Regions from separate parts of the Mus musculus genome. Here region 2 is linked to region 1. Evidence: chromatin loops called from intact Hi-C (ENCODE). Cell type or tissue: heart. All regions are shown on one strand.

Region 1 (8,000 bases):
GCTGATTCTTTATGCTTTCCAATCACTCATGCTTTAAAAACACAAAACAAAACATACCCTTCCTAAAGAATTAAAACCCACCAGCATTAAAAAAACAAAACAAAAACAAAACAAAAAACACAACAAAACTAAACCAGTTAAGGTTTATGAAAGAGACTAACAAGGACAAACTATTAAACTGATCTTTCCAAGAATATAAGGATTGGTGAGTGGGGCCCAATAGCCAAGCCTGCACCTAACCCTCCCAAGGTGACACTATCATATAAACTTTCACACCTGTCATTCTTATAACGTGAATGAAAGAACATGGGCACATCAACAGTATAATTAGACTATTATTAATTAACTATGTAATTCCAACGATCAAAAAAAACAATTTACCAGATTCTTCAGGCTGTACAGTATATATACACCCAAGTATATTTTTCACTTTAACAAACACAGTGAGTATTTTGAGTGATATAAAAGTATATTTTATTCTTAACATTAATAAGGCTCTTATCAACAGCACTAAAAGCAGGAGAATCTTTAAATTTTTATAAAGTGTAAATTACCAATTGTTTCAAATGACATTTACTAAGCATGACTTAAAACAGTTAAAGTTCATAGGTTATAATCATAAACAACTCATTCTTATTTATAAATTATATAAAATTTACTTTCAAGCCTCTTAAGATCAGATGCCTATAGTTATCAATAACCTAAAATAAGCATAAATGTGAAACTAAGAACAAAAGTGTATTTACCACAATTATTCCCAACAACGTTTGAGAGATTTCAAGTGCGCCTCTTACCACAATAGCGTGAGGAGAATGCACTAAAGGCTTTAGCTCATTCAGGTCATTCTCTGCCTGCAAAGAAAAAAAAAGATATAAAAGAAAACCAACAATGTCCCCAAATCCCCATCAACCACATAGCTGCAGCGCCGCAGTCACACAGCTCCCGGCCTCCTTTACCTTATCCCAGTCTCCTTCCATGACATGATTTCGGAATTTGGTAGCAGAAGGATGCTCTAAACGACATCCTGACTCTTGCATGAGGAGATCAACAGTCTGGCTGCAGGAGAGATACAGTGTGAGAAAGACCTGACCAACTGTAGGGCTTTACTCTTCCTAAAAAACTAGTATGTACAACTTCATGAAGAAGAAAAAAAATAGCTTTAAAACCCTTCATAAAGTAAATGCCACCTACATTTCAAATTAAAAACCTTTCTTGAAACTGGAATTAAGCAAGTTCTTCCTACTTTTGCCATTTAATGTTTCAGAAGTTTAAAAGAGTATACAATTTCTAAAAATGTGCTCTAACATTGGTTAAATAAAAACTAGGGTCTACACATTATCTATGGCACAGCACTTTGAAAGATAAAATACAAGGTGACAGATGGCCTGTATTAGGTATAGCTTTCCTTCCAGATATTCTGCTGGTATGGAAAGCCTGCTAGGTCAATCTTTACAATTAAAACAAGTCCAGCACCCCAAACCCTTTCCTTTCTCTCCATACTAAAAATAGCCAATTTACTATGCTGTAGGCTCCAAACAGTCACGAGTTATTTCCGCCTGCTGCTGTCAGCTTACTGCTTCCCTCAGTAATATATTCTGTTAGCATTCACAAAATTTATTTTCACACTTTTCCTTTTCCTTGGGGACTAAAGTGAAACCTTTCTGGATTTTTCTCTGGGAGCTGTTCATGGTTTGGTTCGGTGTTTCTTTAGCGCTCCCCATTTTTCAGCTCAACAGTGCAATTATCAGCTTGGGAGTGGAAATACTTCTGTCACTGAGAAAATGCAGATCTGCCCCTTTCCCAACCAATGCACGGGTGCGCTCTCTCTCTCTCTCTCTCTCTCTCTCTCTCCACACACACACACACACACACACACACACACACACAAAGCAAAACCAAACAAAACCAAAATCCCTGGTCTGGTTGCCTTCAAATTCGCCTTGACTCTAAGAAACTGTTGCTTGTTTACTGTCAGCTCCTGGCTCTGCCACCTTCACTCAGCTCCAGGACACTCCCACCAACCCTACCTCAACTCCCTCAGCTTTTCTTTCCTGTGTGTTCAAAACAGATGCGTTTTGGTTGGACCCGCTGTCTACCTTCACCCTACATTAATGACCACCCAAACTGTATTTGAAAACCAATGATTCACCAGACCTGACATCACATTTTCAAAAGAAAACCTTCTGGGTTTTGAAGTGGGATTTTACTAGTGCTAGGCCTCTAGTGTGTACACACACACACACACACACACACACACACACACACACACACGGCCTCTGTCTGCATGACTTCCACTGGGTATCTGACTTCATTATTCCCATCAGATTTACTCGACAGCCTCTTTCCAAATTATGCCAGCCCCTTAGTTCCCATAAACACTTGTAGGCGACTGTCCTTCCTGATTGGTAGTTTGCCTGGGCTGCTGTCGGTCAGGGGTGGGGGTGGGGAGGTGTCCCACAAAGATGCCTCTGAGACACACTTGAAAAACAAATCCTCCAAGGTTCATTATTTCCACCGCTCTGATCCACCCCTCCCCCAGCATAAACAACCTCGGTGTCCGCCTTCCCGGACAGACAATCCTGCTCTGGAGGTGCGCGGGGAGGGGTCGCCCTGGGTTTCCACTACCCCTCCCCAGCCCAGGCGGCTCGGCTGGCCTTAAGACATCGGGCCGATTCCCTTTCCTAGACCTCCCCTCCACCGCCCCCCCCCCCAGGGCTGTCTGTCCCCGGCCTCCTGCGCACTGGGCCCCGGGGTCCCCGCAACCCACCCGGCCGCTCGGCCCCGGCCTGGCCCTCACCAGTTGTAGGACGGACACTTACTTGAGCCCTAGGCCATTGAGGTGCTGTCCTATGAGCCTAATGACATCCTCATCGGACTGCGAGAGCCGCTTCTTCTTCTTGAGGCTGCTGCCCAGCTCGGGGGTGGCCTGGGCGGCGGCGGCGGTGGCGGAGGCCGCGGCGGCCCCGCCGGGAACCCCGTTATTGACACTCAGGCTGTTGCTATTGTTGCCAGCGGCGGAGGGGGCGGCAGGCAGGAGCCCGTTGGCGTGGGCCAGGTCCCCCGCGGACGTCGCCGAAGGGGACGACTCCCCGTTCTGCGCCGACAGGCAGGCGAGCTCCGGGGTCTGGCCCTGGCCCCCGCCGCCCCCGCCGCCGCCTCCTCCCGCCCCGTTGGCCTGCATGGTGCCGCCGCTGACCAGGCTGTGGCCGCTGCTCCGCTGCGGGGCGGCGGGGGCGGCCGGAGGCAGTCCCACCACCACCACCACGGAGGAGGAGGAGGAGGAGGCGGCCGGCGAGGGCGAGGGCGGGGGGGGGAGGCCTGCTCGGCCCGCCGAGGCCCCGGGCTCTCCTGCTCCCTCCGCCGCCGAGGCTCGGGGCTTCTTTCGCGGGGGCGGGGAGGCTCCGCCGGCGTCCGAGTCGGAGGAGGAGGAAGCGGAGGCCAGAGTTTCCTCGCCGAGAGAGGCCGTGGTGGGAGGCCGGCGGGGCGCGGCGGGGGTCGGCGGGGCGGGAGGAGGGGGAGAAGGAGGACCGGGCCCTTCCCCCCCCCTCCGGAGGCGCTCGCGGCGCGGCCCGGGGGCTCGCGGGCACTGGGGGGGGCGCGGGCCCGAAGCTGGGAGCCCGGACGGCGGCGGCGGAGGCGGCGGCGGAGGCAGCGGCCGCCTCGGTGCTGGGTCCGCGCCGCTCCGCTCCCTGGTGTGTTGATTCTTCCCCCAGCTGCTGTCTAATGGAGTCCGGGCGCTGGCGTCACAGGAAATGCCTATACTGCCCTCCTCGCTCACTTCCGGCAGCAGGTATGGAACCTATAGGGGGCTGTCACCCGGCACGTGTGTGTCCGGCGGCCGGGGTGAGGCCGTGGGGTGAAGGCGAGGGCGGCCGGGGGTGGGGGTCCGGCCCCGGCGGGGAGGCGCGACTCAGCACGACCTGGCCCGCCTGTGCGAGGCCGCCCTGGCTCCCCGGGTCAGGCGTGCGAGCTCGGCCTGCAGTAAGTTCGCAGCCTCGCTCCGGGGCCCTGCAGGGTGGGAGGCGGAGATCACGTCCTCGCCCTGCACCCTGAGTGACCCAGAAAGGAGCGAGCGGCCGGCGTGGAGGGGGCCGCAGACGCACTGGCACGGGCCAGGGTGGGGCCGCCGGCGGCCTGGTTTTGCAGCTTGTGACTTCGAGCACAAGGGTGTGCTAGGCCCCTGGCCACCGGCTTCTTGCTCTGCACTCAGGATTTAACCACTGCCTCGGTTTAGGGTGGAAACACTTGAACTTGCACAGCCAAGCACCACACACAGTTGTATCCGTGTCAGTCCAGGACAAGGGAGATGACAGCAGAGCTGAGTGTGCTCCACCCTGGGAAGGCGAAGTCGGCCGTAAACTGCCTTCCCTCTGGGAGGAAAAACAACAACTCGTGGGGGCAAGACGTTTCAAAGGCTGAGGGTGTGTAGAGGCGCTTTGCTTTGGAGTTTTACTAGGTTTGTTTTGTCTTTCTTTTAAGTGCTCGCTCAGATGTCTTGTTCCTGGTTCCTGTACCTCTGACCGAGGGGTGGGATTGGGGCACCGTTTCAGATTCTGGTTTGAAATTTTCAAGTGGCCGGAGTTTCACTGTCCCAGCGCTTTAAACGGCTTTCTTGAGTGGAGAAACACAGCAGCAGAGAACTGAGTAACTATGTTACTCTGTGGCAAATGGTCCATGGGGCCCTAGTCAGTTTCATGGACTTGGGTCGTAGCATGTAGACCTGGTGTGGACAGATATTTTTCCTGACGTGACTTCCATTTGGGAGGAAAACAACAACAAAAAGACCAAACAAACAGACCCAACAGCCTTAAGCAATACATCTTATGTCTCTGAAATTTACAACACTCACAGCTCAGTAATTTTTAGGTCTTTGGGGACAGCCTTTTTTAAATTTAGAAGTGTAATAAAAATTAGCCTATGATTTGTCAAGAATCCTGAGCTCTCTTCATCTTGAGACTGGGAAGAGAGACAGAGACCAGGGCAGTCTTACAGAGATCTAGCATTGTGGCTGTCATGCTTTAAATATGCTTTCAGGTGTCAGCTGTAATTGCAAAGTGACTCACATACGGTGTTTGTATTCACCTGAGACAGACCTTCATTTTAGCTGAGGTTCATAGGGCACAGACAGTATATCCAGCAGAGCCAGAATTACTAGATAGTCAATGCCCTCATAGAGCCCTGTACAGCAACTTTAGAAATCTCATTATCATGAAGGTTGTTAGTGTTTAGGCAAAATTTACTTTCTGAAAAATGGTTTATCGTAATCTACTGGTTCCTAGCAACCTTCAGGTGGATCAAGTCAGGAGCTTAGTTTGAGTAAAGTCTGTAGCTTTTATAAAGAAAAGGACCATTTAACTATAGGCCAGGTTTCCACTCCTTAACAAAGGGGGAGAGGAGAGGAGCAATGACTAGGACTTCATCACCATCCAGGCTCAGTGCGCACATCTCAGCTTTTCACCTCAGAGTAGCCTAGATGCCTCTTAGAAGTTCTTGAATTTATGAAATCCATATGCATGTGCCCCTTTTATCTATAGTAAAACATTGGGAGCTTATTGTCTGACTCTAGAGCCTTTAGAGACAGGTTTCGGCTCCACTTGCAATAATTTTGGAATACTGTTCTTCACATTCAGAAGGCTTTAGTAACCTCATGTTACCCACATGTTAAAAAAAAAATGTATAGTTGTCTTGCATTCCCTAGTGGATCTGGTCTTATCTCAGTCTTTCTTTTTGGCTAGCTCTCTTTTAAAAAGCCTTTTGTTTTTATTTTATTTTTAGTTAGCTCATAAATTATGTGTTTCAGATTGTACGGTGTACCTTTCTGGAAAGGTTTTAATCTCTTGCCATCTCTGTGAACCCTTTGTCACTGTTGCCGAATTGCTAGGCTTGTTTCTTCTGAAGACCTCCTGTCTTCTCCACAGCCCGATTATGTGGAGTTTCTCTGTCAAGACTCAGCTCCTGCCAGGCGTGATGGCACGCGCCTTTAATCCCAGCACTCGGGAGACAGAGGCAGGCGAATTTCTGAGTTCGAGGCCAGCCTGGTCTACAGAGTGAGTTCCAGGACAGCCAGGGCTACACAGAGAAACCCTGTCTCGAAAAACAAAAACAAACAAAAAAAAAAAAGACTCAGCTCCAGTGAACCTCCTTAGGGGAGTGTCTCCCAGCTTCCAGCCTTTGGTAGGACTATGACTTGTTAAGGACTCCCCAGGACCGGAGATTGCGGATGAGCTCATCCGCTGGCTCTCCTGAGGTCACTTAAGGGGAACCTTCTAGATCTCTGTCTCCTGGCTTTATCTCTTCTGTCCTCCTACAAAAGACCAAGCTGGGGCTAGGACTAAGTCAAGTTGCCTCTTAGGGAAAAGTTGCATGTGTATTTAGGTGCTTAATTAACTTCTGTTCTACTATATGGGGCTCTATATGAAAGCCCTGTGGTAGGTGCAAAATGGAGGAACTGCTGTGTCTGGTTCTACAGTGATGGGGAAGCAGGGATTTTCTGTGTGCACAGCTGATGGTGTCACTGAGAAGCAGACGTTTTGGTTGTGCCACCTTGTCAGGGATGCTGCAAAGTCTGCTGCTCAGTAGGTTGTTGAAGTAATTGGCACCAAGGCCTTTGCCAGGCTTCAGGTTCTCTTGGGACTGTGTATATTTGAGGCTGACAGCGAGGGTACGGACGTCTGGAGGGCAGAATCCCTGTGTGTTCATCTTAAGGCTGTGTTTTTCAAACTATGGGTCATAACCCACTTGTGAAATCCATGTACTTAGCCATAATAGATGGTTTTAAAGTAAAGCAGAAAATGATACAAGCATGAACAGTGGGGTAAGCCACTTGAGGGTGGCATGGTTATTTTGTAAACCTTTTGTTTCAGTGACAGATACTTGTCTGGGCTTTATAAAGTAAATGCATTTCTTCTCTTCTCAAAAGGATTTGAGTGCTGAAGAGACAAGAGCACTCCCTGCTCTTGCAGAAAAGCCATCTGATTCCCAGCACCTGAACCATCTGTAACCCTAGATCCAAGGGACCCAGGAGGCATGCATGGGATGCACATACAGGCAGACGAAACATTTATACAGATAAAGGAAAAATAAGTAAATCTAAAAAAAACCAACTGTCTTAGACTTTACAAAACAGCTGGGTGGTGGTGGTGCAGGCCTATAATCCCAGCACTCGGGAGGCAGAGGCAGGCAGATCTCTGAGTTTGAGGTCAACCAGGGCTACACAGAGAAACCCTTGTCTTGGAAAACTGAAACCAAAACCAAACACAGTGATGGAGCAAGTGGTGACACACACCTTTAATCCCAGCCTTTGGGAGGGAGAGATCAGCCTTGTCTGTAGAGTGAGTTCCAGGACAGCCAAGACTACATATAAAGACCCAGTTTCAAAAGGAAAGGGGGGGGGGGGACCCTCAGTCATCTACCTCAATCCTGATTGGCTAAAAGGCGGCTCAAGAAATCGAAATGACAGGCGACTATTATATTCCAAGGCAACGTTTCTCATCCTTAAAACTAAAAAGATCAACTTTCAAAAGTTGAGATGTTTTAAATATAAAGATGTTTATACTCACAAAAGTAAATTTTCACAGGTGTTGGTTAAACTGGTAAAAGTTATGTTTCTGTCAATATTTAAATTTAGGATTTGGGAGTAGAGCAGTTTAACATACAGAGCCCAGGCTGGCCTGGGACCGACTCTCTTGCCTTACCTTTTGGAGTGCAGAGATACCAAGCATGCACCCACACACACAACTCTTCCTACCTTTTCTTTGTTTGAGGTTGTAAAGCCGCGGGCTAGACTTGTTGCACTGGGGTAGGCTGGGGAGAAGCCGAGTGAATATGGGAGCTGGAGTCAGAATATTTAGTCAGTCGCCTGACTATGAACAAGTCATTTGACTTCACTGCCCCTTAGACACAATGCCATTTTTATTTTAAAGTAGATAATAACCCCTATTAATTTGTCTAATGGAGCTGGCAGATGTGTAAATGGAATTGGAAAAAGCAAACAAACAAGC
Region 2 (8,000 bases), 200 kb before region 1:
CAGGTAACCCTATGTCACTCAGATGCAGTTACCACTGCATCTATGTGGTGTCTTGGAAAGTATTGTTCTCCAAAAAACTCAAGCATACAGTGGGGGCACAAAGTGACAAAGCTAAAGAGTAATGTAAAGGCTTTGTTTCTTAGAATAATCCAGGTAGGAGAATATAAGTATTATCCACTATGTAAAATGGTGGTGTACTTTGCTCAAGTGTAAGTTGATGGGCCTTGGAGTCACTGGGTCTCAGACTACAAAGCAGGATTGGCTGCAATGCCTCAGTTCACCCCACCTGACCAACAGTCATTACTTAAGAGCAGGTAAGAAAGGTGCACAGAAATGTTATTTCTGATTAGCCTCAAATAGCCACTGGCATTGTCCTGCTGCAGGTTGGGTTTGCTGCATTTGCCAATCAACAGTAAAGGCAAATCCACTCTTCATGGACCTTTAAAAATCAACCAGCCAACCAACTAGCCAGCCAGCCAGTCAACCAACCAACCAACTAGCCAACCAACCAACGAACCAATCAACCAACCAACCAACCAGCCTGTCAACCAGCCAACCAAGCAGCCCACCAACCAACCAACCTATCCCAACACTTACTTAAGGTAAGAACTGGAAACAGGAAATGCATAGCTCCGTGCTTTTGAGAATTACAATTCATGGCTGAAGAATATATCTGTTGTTATGTACATTTGCTCACATGTGCTGCATGCCCCCTCTCTAGCCTGCTTTCTCAGTATGTGTTTACAGTCTGAAACTTTCATACCAGCCCTGGGACCTCAGAACACTCACTGACGAGCCCAGGTACTGTGGCCCCCAAGGAACCTCCTAGACTGTGAGTCTTTCCTCCCTCCTCCTGGAAGGATAATATGCAATGCCTTTCTCTGAACATGAGTAGGTAGTGCCACCTGGAAAACATAGAGCCTGGAGTCTGACCAGTCAGAGCTGGTGCCTGCTGTCTATGGGTATATCTTTGCCCACATAACCCTTCCCCTAGACTAAGCATTGAGATGCCCACAATTCAGAGCAGGATAGACTTGGGTCTGGCTTCATTCAGAGTCTACAGAAAAGGTGGTTCTAGCACCCTTTCTTATCCCATCGACACATCTATAAGTTCCACAGCATTTCTTCCAAAGCATAACTACAAAGATATTGGAGGTCATTGGATAAAGAATAAAGGTCTGTATGAATCTAGTAAAGATAAGAATGCTGACACAGTTCACCTCAGTGAAAGTCTCACAGGGAGATGCCATCTTCAGTTCAGGTGGTCATGAAAAGTTCACCTGGACTCTCACTTTTTCATAGACCTTTTAGGAGAGGTCAACTCCAGATAGCCCAGTTCCTGAAAGAGTTGGTTCAGAGGGAAGACCCAACCATGAGTCTCCTGGAGGATGTGACATGCTAGTGCCATTAGCAGTCATGGATGTACCATGCAGTGTCTGTGATCTGAGTAGCATGGTAGCACATTTGGAGGGACAGTGAGGATGCTGCCTGCTGTTGTCCTCCAGAGCTTCTGAGCCATGGTGCCACAATTAGAAGCTTGGATGCATCTGGCTTTAGGGGCAGGAGATCTTGGAGGCACAGTAAGGGGGGTTCTAGTATGTTTTCTTCCTTTGCTGGATCCATTTGCAGTTCTATCACAGCAGCTTCGAGACTCTGGATAAGTTATAAAACCCCTTGAGCCTTTGTTATCTAGAGTGTGGGGATCATCAACCTATCAGGCTACCGATGACGAATGAATGGCCCTGAGCAGGTGCTCCACCAACGTGGGTGTCCTTTCCTTTCCCCTAATTCACTATGTGGGACTCTCATATCCAAGCCGTCTACAGCAGCATATGTGCACAGAACCAGGCTGAAGGTGAGAGAGTGGAGACACCTATGTCCTGGGATGCCCACTGTCCTGCCCATGTGCCCTCACCGAAGCTGTGATCCAGACGGGTTAAGCCAAGCTCAGTCCAGATAGGCCCGTGACCATCCACGTTCTGTAAACCATGTCCTAGGGGGTGCATGTCTGTGCTATTAGCTCAGAGAAGTCCTGTTCTCATTGTCAGGGGTCTCACTGCTGTCTGCTGAGGCTCTACCCTGTAGTGAACAGTTGCAACAAAGTCTTCTGTGTGGTCTATTTCTTTTGCAGCAGAGAACATTCTAACCTCTTCAAAACACCAAAGTTAGAGGATATCAGGAAAGACTCTGGAAACAAAAATAACAAGTCCCAAGTTCCTTTTTGACATGCTAGCACTGGAAACTGAAGGTCAATTTATCTTGTACCAAAGGTTTCATTCTTCCAGTAGTCTTTTCATTTGCTTTGTAACCCAATTTTCCAATGAGAAAGACCTGTGCCCAGAGAATTGCAGTTGAAGAGGAAGCCATTCTATTGGAGGGCGGGGCTGTTGGCATGGCTCCTAGCTCATGTGAGATGTTTGATGCCTAGTGTTACAAAAGCAAAAGGAAACCATTTTTTTCTTAGAGTTAAGGTATTCTCCCCAAGGAAAGGATTGGTTGCTTAGTAAAGAAGATGTGTTGAAAAACCAAAACCAGGGGCTGATGAGATGGCTCAGCAGTTAAGACTGCTCTTCCGAAGGTCCTGAGTTCAAATCCCAGCAACTATAAGGTGGCTCACAACCACCCGTAATGAGATCTGACATCCCCTTCTGGTGCATCTGAAGACAGCTACAGTGTACTTATGTATAATCATAAATAAATCTTTGGGCCAGAGCGAGCAGGGACTGAGTGAGTGGGGTTGACCAGAGCGAGCAGAGGTCCTAAAAATCAATTCCCAACAACCACATGAAAGCTCACAACCATCTGTTCAGCTACAGTGTACCCACATACATAAAATTAATAAATAAAATCTTAAACCCAACAACTACATGAAAGCTCACAACCATCTGTTCAGTTACAGTGTACCCACATACATAAGATAAATAAATAAAATCTTAAAAACGACAACAACAAAACCAAACTAAAACCAACACTTCATATAAATATAATAACTGTCAAACAAAACAAAACAAAACAAAACAAAACAAAACAAAACAAAACACCAAAAAAAACCAAAAAACCAAAACAAACAGCTGGATACATATGTTACAACATTGTAACCCCAGGCTGGGAAGATGACTCAGAAGAGCTTCGCTAGTCTTTCAGAGGATGGGGATTCCATTCCCAGTCCACATCTCCAACACACACACACACACACACACACCTCAAGGAATTTACCATGGTTCCAAGTCTGATGACCCATCTCCCCCTGTACTCGCTTGAGCCACAGACCCTAACCATCTTTGTTCAGTTCCTATGCCCAGCAACCTCTCTTGTTCCAGAGCTCTGAGGTGGCTGTTTATTCCCATGGCCTTCAGTTCTGCCTGGGCTTAGCTGTTACACCAGGGCCTGTGCCCCTCTCACTATAGGCAAGCACCCTTGGTTCCCTCTGTATTCTCAGACCCTGGCACTTACTGAATAATAATTCAACACTGACTGAATGAGATAAGTTCTCTGGATCATAACGTAGACACTAGAAGTTTTGATTGAAGAAGATTTTAAATTTTTCTTAAGTAATAGCATACAGCTTATTTCTCAGTCTAGTCTGCGGAGCTAATGGATTGAGGATTATTGTTAAGTGTGGAGCAAGACTAGAGATAAGTGTGGGGTCAGAGGCAGTCACTGCAAGCCTCATAGTTGGGGTCAGCCAACTGCCCTTGGAGAGAAACCTGTTCTCTTTACCCAGAGAGAGAGAGAGAGAGAGAGAGAGAGAGAGAGAGAGAGAGAGAGAGAGAGGCATGCTCCCTGAGATTGCCCTCTAATACCAGCTAATAGTGACTCAGCAGATGTGGTCTCTGTAGGGCAGATCACAGGCCTGGAAACTCAGGGCTTTTCCAGAACAACGGCCAAGAGTAAGTGCAGAGAGCCTTGCCACTGTTGGCAGCAGGCCCTGGATCTGACTGGACATAAGGCACGCTCCCTCAGAGAGGCTATGTGAGATCGCCTGGTGGTGACCAGAGATCCTGGCATCTACACTTTGCCTTGGTGACTGTGGGAGCTGAGGGGAAGTACCTGCTGCCTTCAGGTGTCAGAGGGAGAGAGAGAGGTGTGACCTCCTTTTGACCCTGGATCTGACTGGCCCAGCAACTCCATCTCCCTTCCTAGGGAAGTGAGGAAACTCTAAGCAGGGGAAGGGAGGCATTTGGCCCCTCTTGTGTTCCAGTCAGCCTGCCACAAAAGGAAGGGGTGCAAATGTCTTTGCTGACAACCCCCAGGCCTTCCTTCTGACAGTGCAGCCTGCTCACCACTCCAGGTTTCAGGCTGGTCAGTGATGGCTAAGCAGAGGCTTCCTTGGACCACACAGATGGCTAAGGGCCAGTCTGTTCTCCCTCAGTGCCACTGTCCCTGTGCTGTGGTGGCTCAGCTGTGGTGTGCCCTCTGTGCCGGTGCCTAGGTGGCACAGCCTTGGATGTGAGCTAAGGAGAGAAGGCTAGAGTCAACCAGCAAGAGAAGGTTTTGGGTGCATTTCAAGGCAATATAGGAAAGAGGATAAGCAGGGCAAGGTGAGGAGAGCCCAGTGTGGTGTCAGCAGAGACTTCACCATCTGGAGGGTGCACTGCTGAAGCACACCAGAGGCCAGGGCCAGCCCAGCTGGAGGCCAGGCCTTCAGTGCTGCCCCTGACCCCTCCTAAGGACAGGGACTGCTTCTCCAGGCCTTAGTCTGGTCACCCCCACAGAGGAGTTAACTAGGGAGGGCGGGGATAGTACGGGTGGGAGGGCAGGCCCTGGATGCCTTTAGAGAGGGAGGATACTTCCGGTGTGGAAAAGCCACTTAAATGTATTGACTTAAGCCTGTGTTTATAAGCTTTAAACTTAAGGAGTCTGTGAAAGCTAGCTCGTTAATTAGTTAGAAATGATTGTTTTACACGGTCTCAGGCAGATTCTAGTGCAGATGTGTCTGAGATCTCATTGACAATGGCCTCTTGACTCTACTTCATGGGCTCTCAAACAAACATGCTCCATTAAGTGTGTGTGTGTGTGTGTGCATGCATGAACTTGGGATGGCTTTTAGAGCCTCCCTCATGTGGGCACATCCTTTCCCACTATGCTGTCAGCCAGCATGGATTCACTATTCCCCTCAATGCTGTGACACAGGTTTTTAAGTCCTATAAGGAGAGAAGGGCAGGGGAGCTGCACTGTTAGGTCCCTGTGCCCTTTCCCATCTCCAGCTCTGATGATCCAAATAGGATCTGTCAAGTTTTCCACTGGCTTTAAATGTCTAGAAGTGCATCTCACCTCCTTTAAGGAGGAAGGCTAGCCCATGCCTGCTGTTGAGCTGGGTTGATGGATGCCCAGGCTGGAGTAGCAGGAGTAGACTGTCCAGCATGCACTATCCTCCCTCCACAAGCCACTCTGTGCCGTGCATTGTCCACACCATACCCAGCGGATCCTCAGAGATTATAACCTGTGGCCTGGAACCTTCATAGCCTGAAAGTGTCCTCGATAGCCTGCAACAGAACCTGCAAGGCTTTTGAGTAGTCCAATCCACCCTCCTTGCTGTGTGGGTACAGGAAGAACTTCCTGGCTGCCCCGTGAGGCCTGGCTAGCCTTCCAGCACTGCTCTCTGGGTTTTTCATTGGAGGCTGGGAGAGTGTTGAATTTGCCTGTAGCAATGCCTAGGTCTCAAGAGAGCGTCAGGTCTCCAGGGGCTACAAGTAAGGAGTTCAAAAGCCTGTGGAGGGAACTGGGTGTAGCTCAATAGCAGAGCACCGTGCCTAGCATTTATGAGGCCCTGGGGTCAATCCACGGTGAAAAGAAAAGGAAACTCCCCAGGTAGCTGCAGAGGTTCAGATGCCGGAGCCATCATCTTCTCTGACTTTAAGATGCTCTGCCCCAGTATCATCTCTTTGAACACAGGTTCTCAGAAGTCAGGATCCTAACAGGGGCTGGGAGGCCTCCCACAGTAGGGTGCACAATGGGGAGAGAACAGAGCCACCTTGCAGCGGGAGATGAGTTCCTTTCCATTTTCTGGGTGGTTCTGTTTCCTCTGAGAGACAAGCTGGTTGGGCAGTAGGTCTGCCAGAGGCAAGCAAGAAGGAAGGCATAATTCCCTGAGTAAGCAGGGAAGACCAGCTCCCCTAAACTGCCCTGACATTCCCCGGGGACTTAGGTCCAGAAACCTGCAGTCTGACTGCCTTATATTCTAAAAAGATTTAAGAAACAAACTCTCCAAGGAGAGCGGATTTGCTTACAATTTAGACAAGGGAGGGTCTCTAAGTTTCTCCAGACAGCATCCTCTTACAGTTTATAGAAAGCCATGGAACCAAGGTAAAACATGGGTAAATTTACCTGTGAGTGTGTGAGCTGGTGATGTGATTGTTCCATGACATGGTGAAGAGGAAGGTTTTCATTGTAGATATGAGGGAGAGAACAGCCAGAGGCCTTGGAAGAGTCCAGAGCAGAGACAGGGAGCAGTAGATTGAACAAGGCCAGTAGACTGGACCTGGCCATGAGAGAAGCAAGAGAACAGCGTGGGGTGGGGGTTGGGGGATGGAGGGATGAAGATCAAGGGAAGACCCAGAGTGTACACAGCAGAATTAGCAGGGTTGGAAGAAATGGACAGCTGGGGAGGAAGGCCATGAGCTGGAGAAGCTTGGGGTCCTGGAGGAGGTAGAAAGAGCTAGGCCCTTGTAATACTGAGGGACCTGGAGGCCAGCATGGGCTTTGTCGTGCTATCAGGCACCAGAGTTAGCCGTTTGTCCCTTCTGCCAGTGTTAAGGAAATGGCTCCTTTAGTAGAGGGAAGCCAGCTTCCCAAGTTCTAGAGCAATGCCGGCGTTTGTCTAGTCACCAGCATTTGGGGAAATGGCCTTTCATTTGTATGTGACAGGGAGACAGGCTAATCTGTCTTTTCCCAGTGCCAAGTACCTCTGCTCTCATCTCTCTAGAGATGGATTTTAGAATCAAGCCTTCTCTCGTGGCCCATGCAGTCTGCTGGCCATGCTCAGTTTATGACTTTCTCTCTCTCTGTTCCAAACCCATCAGGATACCTCTAGCGGCACTCTCTCATATACACAATAAAAACTTTCCAGTTAACCATGCCTTGGAGTGGCCATGTCCTCAGTTTATAGAAGTTTCACTGTGTCCCTGTGATGCCACATGGAGGCTCTGGGACCTCCTAACCCTGACCATGGCATCCCACAGCCTTCCCAGGTCATGAAGAAAACTGCAGGCAGATTAAAGCCAGCCAGATGTGTCCATGGCAGGAACACTCATGTGTCAGGCATCCACTGTCTAGAGGAAGTTCAGAGAGGCCCTGGACTGTTGTAACATTGTGGTAGTACTTACAGAAAGACAGGGAGATAGAGGAGCCCTCAACCCCAGGATCTGTTTAAGTCTCTTCAAGGAACTTTCAAATGGCTGGCAAGGGACCATAATCCTTTGAGAGAAGCCCACAAATAAGACTTAACCGTGCTTAGCAGTCAAAGCACATGCCTCCAACTCCTTGCGACGTGTAGTAAGAGTTCCTTTGACCTGCTTAAAAAAAAAAAACCCCATACTTCTCTCTTATCAGCAAACACGTGTACAATGAACCCCACAAACCTCAGCATAATCCTAGTTGCTAAATAAAGTGTAGATAAAAACGTGAATGCTAAAACATTTTCAATCTTCTCAATCCTTTGAACAGGGAGACTTCAAAAGCCACCAAAGCACCTACCTCAGTGGGACCCTCTCGGAATGGCACTCACCCTGAGGTGGGCACCAGTGTGGCACTGTGGCAACTTTCTCCATCCTATCACCATCAAGGAGCAGAGATAACATTAAGGCAAGGGAGTGATAACTAGGCCTAGGGCAATGGAGATCCTAACACACCCTAGATGGAGCAGAACTGAGGGCCATCAGTCACTTACCCTTTCCCACTGCCTTAGTGAGGATTTCTATTGCTGTGAAGAGAGACCACAACTCAGCAAGTCTTAGAAGGAAAGATTTAATTGGGGCTGACTTATAGTAGAGAAGTTTAGT

Evidence for each region. Hi-C counts contacts between places; a loop is a spot of excess contacts. Peaks named below come from ENCODE experiments on the same cell type or tissue, not always from the same donor. Only the 100,000 strongest peaks of a DNase experiment are listed, where the experiment ranks them.
Region 2: it touches region 1 in a loop (2.0-fold over the local background); 1 of 42 quality-filtered maps calls a loop at or near these places.

The regions. Positions count from the first base shown.
Region 1 is chr1:181,208,257-181,216,256 of GRCm38, forward strand. Wdr26 (WD repeat domain 26) reads right to left here and starts at 3,722. Exons shown (of 14, transcript NM_145514.5): 1 at 2,820-3,722; 2 at 957-1,056; 3 at 747-851. The coding sequence starts at 3,181. It overlaps Gm38664, which reads left to right and starts at 3,180. Exons shown (of 6, transcript XM_011238899.2): 1 at 3,180-3,243; 2 at 3,554-3,790. The coding sequence starts at 3,180. In heart, a CTCF peak has its summit at 4,093; DNase peaks (open chromatin) are centred at 2,575, 2,905, 3,765 and 4,165; H3K4me3 peaks cover 4,010 bases; H3K27ac peaks cover 3,537 bases.
Region 2 is chr1:181,006,076-181,014,075 of GRCm38, forward strand. The region is part of intron 1 of Ephx1 (epoxide hydrolase 1, microsomal); the gene reads right to left. Among named protein-coding and RNA genes, the nearest start is that of Ephx1, 7.5 kb to the right of the region's middle. In heart, a CTCF peak has its summit at 4,011; DNase peaks (open chromatin) are centred at 2,386, 3,916 and 4,296; H3K27ac peaks cover 1,155 bases.